2 separate regions of the Mus musculus genome follow, and region 2 is linked to region 1. The links are chromatin contacts, found by Hi-C or POLR2A ChIA-PET in ENCODE. All regions are on one chromosome and are shown on one strand. Each heading gives the region's core, a stretch centred on a gene start or an enhancer-like site at or near the end of the contact. The rest is flanking DNA. Distances are from core to core; before and after follow the strand shown.

The links. Hi-C counts contacts between places; a loop is a spot of excess contacts on that map. ChIA-PET counts read pairs that join two places held with the same protein, here RNA polymerase II (POLR2A).
Region 2: a loop to region 1 is called in a map of v-Abl transformed pro-B cells, with 2.6 times the contacts of the local background. The contact joins the promoter of Rab33b here to the promoter of Naa15 in region 1. A Hi-C loop is called at or near these places in 1 of 37 maps with a recorded cell type or tissue (v-Abl transformed pro-B cells). POLR2A ChIA-PET finds 5 or more read pairs at or near these places in 3 of 5 experiments (Patski and embryonic stem cell).

Annotation. Positions count from the first base shown.
Region 1 is chr3:51,413,980-51,418,175 of GRCm38, reverse strand. It overlaps Naa15 (N(alpha)-acetyltransferase 15, NatA auxiliary subunit), which reads right to left and starts at 2,160. Exons shown (of 20, transcript NM_053089.3): 1 at 1,800-2,160. The coding sequence starts at 1,853. It overlaps LOC108168868 (a long non-coding RNA gene), which reads right to left and starts at 1,793. Exons shown (of 2, transcript XR_001783830.2): 1 at 1,402-1,793.
Region 2 is chr3:51,482,162-51,486,357 of GRCm38, reverse strand. It overlaps Rab33b (RAB33B, member RAS oncogene family), which reads right to left and starts at 2,392. Exons shown (of 2, transcript NM_016858.2): 1 at 1,778-2,392. The coding sequence starts at 2,026.

The sequences.
Region 1 (4,196 bases), core at 911-3,410:
GTTGACCTGAGTTTAATCTCAGGAACTCCCACATGGTGGAAGAGAACCAACTCTTGGAAGTTGCCCTCTGACCTCTCCACACATAAAAAAATAAAATCATTCTAGAACTGTCACAAGAAGTGCATAGTAGTTCTCATCTGTAATCCCACCTCTTGGGATGCTGAGGCAGAAAAACTGCCAAGAGTTCCAGTCCAGCCTGGCTACAGAAAGTGAGATCTGTCTCAGAACACTAAAAACAAAAAACTATGCTACAAATCCACTTAAGACTTCTAAAGGTCTGAAAACAAAACGCCATTAAGTAGTACGGGAAGTGACTGTCTAATATGTTTTTCTACACAAATTGATTACATGGATAGTTCTGTAAAATCAATCACCTCAATATAAATGGTTATTTAGGATTTATTTATGTATTTTATGTATATAAGTGCTCTATTTCCTGAATGTCTTGCACCCCAGAAGAGGGCATCAGAGTCCACTATAGATGGTTGAGAACCACCATGTGGTTGCTGGGAACTCAGCTCAGGACCTGTGGAAGAACAGTCAATGACTGCTTTTATCCACTGAGCCATCTCTCTGGCCCATAAATAGCCAAAAAGAAAAAAGAAAAAGAAAAAAGAAAAAAAAAAAAAGAAAAGAAAAAGCCAAATATCTAATCTCCTTATTTTGTTGTCAAACGAATTATAACTGCAATCTAAAAGGCTAACACACACACACACTCCAAAATTCAAGTCAAGTTTGGCGAATACACTTAATTCTTTCACGCACAAAAAAGTTTGTATAAAAGAAGCTACCCTCACACTAACAACAAAAACTGCTACAATGTATTAATGACAGAGCCGATAAAGCAGGGCATAGTTTACAATGTAAACAGATTCAAGCCCATACCCCCGCAAGTTATCACTGCGTGTATTTTTATGCAAACCGCAAACATCTGAAGCACAGGGGATGAGTTTGAGATAGCGTCAACAAGATCCATCTTAGAAGACACTTCTATTATCTCCTGCTAAGTTTTTGCACCGCTATTTTTAAAACTTCAGAGTAAGGGGTGGAGGGGGAGTCTGTACTGAAACTTCCTACCGGACCGCCCCTAGAAATGAGTCCCACCTCCCGGAGAAGGGTGTCGGGGTGGGGCCGTTTTGCTCTCCAACTAACAAACAAATGCTGCGTTTCCCACTCCCAAAAAAAGAGGCCGAGGGGCTGCAGGATCAAGTATGCAAGTGCCTGGATGGAGGTGACAGAGTAGCCTCCGCTTCTACAAGAGTCCATTCTTTCGAGTCCAACAGTGACCCCCGGCCGGGCGGGGACCGGTGAATCCCAGATGGGGAGGAAGAGGGAGGGACGGGGCCGGAGAGGGAGAAGTGCTTTCAAGCAATGAATGAGTCCCTGCCTCGGCCACACCACCTGTTCCTTCCGAGGGTGCCACCCCGACCAGCCGGCAGAATCCCTGTCCGGAGCGGGGCCGCGACTCCCGGCCCGTGCGGCCCGCTGCCCCGCTCAAGGCCAGGCTGCTCCTCCCTTCGCTCTAGGAGGGTAAACGGCAGCCGAGCCGTGCGGATGCCGGGGAGTCGGGGCCTAGTCCGGAACCGAGGCCTCGAAGCCCGCGGGCCGCGGCGCGCGGACGGAGGTGGGGGCGCTCCCGGGGCGAGACGAGAGCTGAGAGTGCGCCCCGCCAGCCAGCACAGCCGAGGTGGGGTCCCCGCGGGGTGGCCGGGTGCCCGCTCGCCCGCCCGGGCTCGGGGCTGACAGGCCCGGCTCCCAGCGAAACCATCCCCGGTGCCCGCTCGCCGCCTCACACTCACCAAGATCCGCTTGAAGAGCGCGTTCTCCTTGGGCGGGAGGCTCACGGCCGGCATGGTTCCGGCTCCTCCCGCGGCTCCCGCCACCGCCCGGCTCGCTCAGTCCGTTTGTCCGCCCGCCGCCGCCACTGCCGTTCCCGAGCTCACTTCAGCCTTGAAGCCTTCACTCCGCCGCCACTAGGCCTCCGGGGTCGCCGCGCCCGCCCTGTCCTGACACTCCCTTCGCCTCTTTTTTTTTTTCTTTTCTTTTTTTTCTCTCTCTCTCTCTCTCTCCTCCTTTTCCCCCTTTCTCACTTAACGCCGCCGCCACCTCCCCCCTCCCGGGTCTCCGTCGGCGGTTCACGTGGTAACTGAAAAGACCGACAGAGGCAGCCAAAATGGCGGACTCGGAGGGCTTTCCCACCCGGGTCACACCTCCCAACGCGCAGGCGCGGTGACCCGCTCTTCCCCACCCTCGATGCACCGGAGCCTGCCGGGAACGCGGAGGCCGGGCCGGCCTGCGGAGCCGCGGATTTCAGAGTTGGCTCTGCCGGTCCTGCCAGTGCCGTGTGCCTGGGAGGGCCGCCAATGACGCTTCCGCCGCCGCCGCCTCCTCTCTGGAAACAGACTTTCTGCCCCTTCTCGCTAGACCGGCCTGCCTTTCTCTCGGTGGGGTAGACTCACCCAGATGGTGTCATCATAGCTTGAGTATCAAGTGCCAAAATGGAGATGTTTTAAGAAGAGGTATAATGGTTCTAGGCCCAAGTGCCTGTATTGTGTACAGAAGGGAGCGAAGGGTAATTTGTGAACCGATCCGAAAAAGAGGGCTTAATCATCTTGAAAAGCCTCTAAGAGCTTGACCTATGAAATGGGCCCCGGCTGGCTAGGGTATCAGTGATTTTTGTTGACTATTGCTAGAGATAGCCAGGAAAGGTGTTGGCCAGATCCGAAGTGACATACTTATACTGCCAAAGGAGCCTCTGAAGGTTGAGGTATATTTATTTCATTGCTGAAGTCATATAATGCGAGGTTGAGGAACTGGCTGTGTGAGTCACCTTAATGTGGTGGAGTTGAGGGCCGAGACTCCTGGAGTTGGCTTCTAATTCATGCTTAGGGTTGTATCTGTTGAACTGCCTGTTAACAGAAATCCTCAATCCTTAGAGGCCAGACTCCACTGAGCAAGGTCAGGCCTGAGAGAGAAGAGGATCCAGACGTTTCATTACAGTTAACAATAAAACTTTACAAAATGGCAAGCCATTGAGTCACAAGAGCCATTTTACCCTTGATTATCTCATGTGGACCTTCTAGTAATCTGTGCATCCTGAGTCATAAAGATGTGCAGCAGTTTAGCTCCTTTAGGTCTGTTTTTGTTTGTTTTGTTTTGAGACAGGATTTCCCAGTGTTTCCCTGGCTATCCTGGAATTCGATCTCTTAAAAACCAAAAAGGGAGCAAGCTTAGAGCAGGCAAATCCTGGGGTATCCTTGAACACTAATCTCTCTAAAGATTTAGGAAAATTAAGTTGGTGAGATGGTTCAGTGGATTAAGGCACTTACTTTGCAAGCCTGACAGCCTGAATTTGACCCCTGAACTCACATGAAGATGGAAAAAGAGAAAAGGCTCCAAAGAGTTGTTCTCTAACCTCCATGTTGGCACACATAAATAACAAGTGAATTCTGGGCTGGAGAGGGAGTTCATAGGGGAAATGACCTGTTACTCTTGCAGAGAACCTAGGCTGGGTCCCAGCACCTCTGAAGAGGCCAGGTATACACAGGGTGCTCGCACAGACAAAAGGCTCATGCATATAAAATAGATAAGCCTAGAAGAAAATCCTTCACATACAAAGATGTAAGTAAATAAATAGCTTTTCTACAAGTGTGTGCTGTTGAAGAGCTAACCTGGTGCTTTATGCATGCCAGATAAGCACTTTTTTGTTGTTGTTTTTTTGAGACAGGGTTTCTCTGTGTAGCCCTGGCTGTCCTGGAACTCACTCTATAGACAAGGCTGGCCTCGAACTCAGAAATCCACCTGCCTCTGCCTCCCAAGTGCTGGGATTAAAGGCATGCGCCGCCACTGCCTGGCCAGATAAGCACTTCTACCATTAAGCTAGCTATACCCACAGCACTAAATGCAAATTTTGTTTTTTCAAATTGTACAAATAATTTTTTAAATTGTAAGGTTTTATTGGCATGTTAATTATACATAATAATGGTATTCATTATTTTTATACATGTACATGATATATTTCAATCATAGTCACACACATACATACCCTTACCATCTTGTCTCCCTTGACTACTTTTAATCCCCTTCCCACCAACTAGTAATTTGATTGGTTTGTTGGTTGGTGTCCCTAAGTAGCCCAGGCTTACCTTGAACCCATACCCTCCTTTGCTTTCCAAATGCCGAGAATATAGTTACTT
Region 2 (4,196 bases), core at 1,143-3,642, 68 kb before region 1:
GAGGCCAGCCTGGTCTACAAAGTGAGTTCCAGGACAGCCAGGGCTACACAGAGAAACCCTGTCTGGAAAAAAAAAAAAAAAAAGAAAAGAAAAAGAAAGAAAGGAAAGAAAGTGCTTGCCAAGCTAAATTTGTACCCTTGGCACCTGTACAACTGTGATCCCAGCCCTGATCCTAGTCCTAGTCAGTCTCATGGAACCAGTGTGCTCCAGATTCGTTGAGGAGACTACCTCAAAACAGTAAAGCTAGAGAGCACCCGAGGAAGACTCCTGACATCAATCCCTAGAGCCTAGACTTACCTCACTCACATACACACATACTCATGCACACCTGTGCATGCACACACATAAAATAAAGGCAAATTTAAAAGCAAAGGGGCCCAGAGAAGGGTTGATCTCTTAAATAAGATGATTTGCCCTTTATTGTTCCTGGGGTAAAAGTAAAACTCTTTGAGGAAAGGGTGAGTATAGAAACGGAAACACGACGCCTCAAGGGAAGAAGGGGAGGAGGGGCAAATCAAACCTCTTCTGAGTAGACTGATGTAGGAGACTGCAATGTAAAACAGTTGCTTAAGGGGGTGGGTGGTCCCAGGTTTCATATGTGGGGAGGGGGGCAGTTTGTAGTCTCCCTGGTTGTCCTGGGACTAACTATATACACCAGACTGCCTTGAACGCACAGAAATCCACTTGCCTCTATCTCCCAGAATACTAGAGTTAAAGACACGGGTGCTCCCCCCCCACACACACACCTCCATCTCATATGTTTTAAGGAGTAGTATTAAGTAACCCTTAGTAGTTTCGCAACAGTGCCGAGGTTTACAGCATCAGGAGGCCCCTGACTTGTCAAGGATCATTATTCTGCAGTTGAGGAACCCAACCCTTCAGAATCCCAACCTGGCTGCCTTAGACTTCCTACTATGATTACAAAGTCTCAGTAGCTACCTGGGAGAGGGTCTGTTTTTGCAACAAGAGATATGATGTTGGCAAACCACCTAAGAACCATCACATATAAATGCCTCAATGAGAAAACAGATTTTTTTCCCCCTAGATAAATTGGTTATCATACAGAAAACGCCTCAAAGGCAACAGGTTTTACTCCCACAATACTTAGCATCTGTGCAATGCTCAAAAGAATTCCTAGATATAACGGAGGTTTTGTTGTTGTTGTTGTTGTTGTTGTTGTTAAATTGGGGTGTTTGAGGTTTGTTTGGTTGAGACAGGGTTTCTCTGTGTATTCTGTCTATCCAGGAGAGCCCTGTCTATCCTGGAACTAATTAGACCACGCTGATCTCAAACACAGAGATCCTGGTCTCTGTGAGAGTGCTGAGATTTAAGAAGTGTTCCCCCAGGCCCGACTTATAACGGAATTTTCTATGCTTGAAAAATTTCTGAGTTTCTTCCGGTTATACCCCACCACCACCACCACCCAGATTCCCAGCCCAAAACTCTCACTCAAGCAATGGGGGTGGGAGTGGGGGGGTGACCGCCCCCTACACCTCTGTCACTCAAAGTGTGGTCGGTCCACAGACTCATTGCATGTGCGTTATAGGGGAGCTTATCAAATCAGAACGTGCTTTTTTGAAAAACAAGAAGTCCCAGGTAAACCTGATGTACATTAGAGGTGGAGGAACAATGCCTCAGAAGTTTGATAGATACAAACACACTTTCCCACGCCATGGGGCGCACCGCACACTCCTGCCCAGACCCAGGGTGAGGTCCCGACACCTGCCAAGAAGGAGCGGCACTCCGCTGAGACAGCGTCCCCGCCCCACCGGCTCACCTTGATGCGCTCTCCATCAATATCCACGGCTCGCTCTCGGAAGTCCACCCCGATCGTGGCCTCGGTGCGGTCGGGGAAGCGGCCGGCGCAGAAGCGGTAAGTCAGGCACGTCTTGCCCACGTTCGAGTCGCCGATCACTATGATCTTGAAGATGCGGGAGCGGGCGGGAGGCAAACACCCAGACGCCCCTGACACCGCACAGCTGGACGAGAAGCTGACCTCCAGCGACGACTCCATCTCCGAAGTCATCCTCCCGCCCCGCCCCGAGCTGAGCCGGAGCACAGAAGCCGCGGGAATGACGCCACGCCAGCGACAGCGCTCCCTAGCAGTGACAAACGACGCCCAACTCCCCACAGCCCGCGGGCACCGCGGCGCGCGTGCGCGAGCAGCCCCTGCCCACCCAGGTGTGGCGCCCCGCTAAGGCCCCGGCGCACGCGCAGTAGGCCTCCGCCAGTCGGTGCGGTGTACCTGGAAAGATGCGTCGGCGCTCCCTGGCTGGACTGCGGCTCAGAAGGTCCGCCCGAGGGACCTCTATGTGCCGCGCTCCAGCCTTCTGACCGCCTCGCCACGTCCGAGGTTCCCGAGCTCTGGAGGAAGCTGCGCAGCCCCCGGGGGCGGGGAGAGAGAGAGAGACAGCGGAGAGGAAGGAGGCGCGGCCCGGCTGTGGTCTCGCGAGAGGCGGCGGCGCAGTGGCGTCGTGGCCGCCTGGTCGCAGCCGGGGTTGGGGCTTGGAGTTGGGCTCTGAGCATCCCCTGTGCTCACCGCTTCCTCCGGGCCTCCGTGGAGCGGGGCGGAACGGCGTGGGCAGGAGGGTGAGAGGCTACTCAGCTCCTGAACCTGATCTTGGCCGTAGAGACTCTCCTCTACCTCTGCCTTCCCGGTGCTGCAATGAAAAGTGTACACTACCACGACCCGCTCAGTTTGTTTTGTAAAAGAGACAAATTGTTTTCGGCTGGTTTGAGCAACACAAGTCTTAAATCTCTGTGATTCTCTTCAACTCCATAGAGTTCCAGGACAGCCAGGTCTCCTTGAGGCAGGATCTCTCAGTCAAACCCAGAGCTCATTCCATAGAGCTAGTCTTGGTAGCTAACTTGCTCTGGGGATTCTGTCTCCATCTTCCAAGGTAGGAATTACAGGAGGTCTTCCATGCCTGCTCAGCATTGCCTTGGGTTCTGGGGATCCAAATTTAGAACCATCTCCTTATTCCCTTCTTTCCTATCCAGCCCCCCCCCCCCAGGATTTTCATATTGTAGCTAAAGCTGGCCTAGAACCTCACTGTGTATCCAGGCTGGCTCTGATTTTTGTGGGAATCCTGTCTTAGTCTCCTGAATACTAGGGTTACAGGTGTGAGACTATGCCTGGCTGAATGTTACCATTGGTTTAAAATTAAAAATAAGTACCACTTAAGCTGAATGTAATACCACATGCCTATAATCCCAGTACTGAGAAGGCTGGAACAGTATGTTAGTGGTTACATGGAGACGTTTTGGAGTCAACTCTGAAGGATCTGACATGTTAACTTTGTAAGTCAACAAGTTCCAGTGCCAGTTGATGAACTGTCAATGAAACTCCTAGGTGAGAAAGAAAAGGCACCTTCTCAGAGAGGCAGAGTATACCCCATTCCCCAAGTGATGCCATGAGGCCAAGGTGATGTCTGTCCGATGTAAGTGGTAGCATTACAGGAAATGCTCTGCAGGAAACGGGTATTTCATAAATGGTCTCTGAATCTGTCCAGCTTCATCCAGAAGAGTGATGGTGCCTTTTCTCATCCTGGAGACCAAACAAGACTCCCCCTAGAACAAGAAGAAAAAAATATTTTTTATCACGCAAAAAACGATTGCTATACAAATATCCCTAGAAAAGAGCCCAGGAAGAAAGCTGTTGATCACTTTGCCTGAATTTACAGACATGAGACAAATGAGAATTAACCTCCATTAAATGGTTAATAGTTCATGAGATAATTTCACCATCTGTGTGCAGTGTTGGCAGCATTTTTCCTAGGAGGACTGAGATTTCCCGCATTCTTTGAATGCTTAGTAATTGGGCTTACATCCTGGGCATTTTAAACATTTCATTTTGAGACTTGGGTCCTATTGAAGTTCCATTGAAAATGTAGAACTGCATGATATAATAGTACATGCTGAGGCAGGAGGATAATCATGATTCAAGTTCAGCCTGGCTGCTGCCATGATGATCATGGACTAACCCTCTGAAAATGTAAGCAAGCCCCCAATTAAATGCTTTATTTTCTAAGTTGTCTTGGTCATGGTGTTTCGCTATAGCAATAGAAGAATAACTAAGACAGAGGCCTTCTTTCTCTCCCACTAAGGAAAAATGCTTATATTTAACACAATGAACATTCTTTCACTTGAGTGGAAATGAGTGGACATGGATGCTTGAATAGACTCTCTAAATCTCG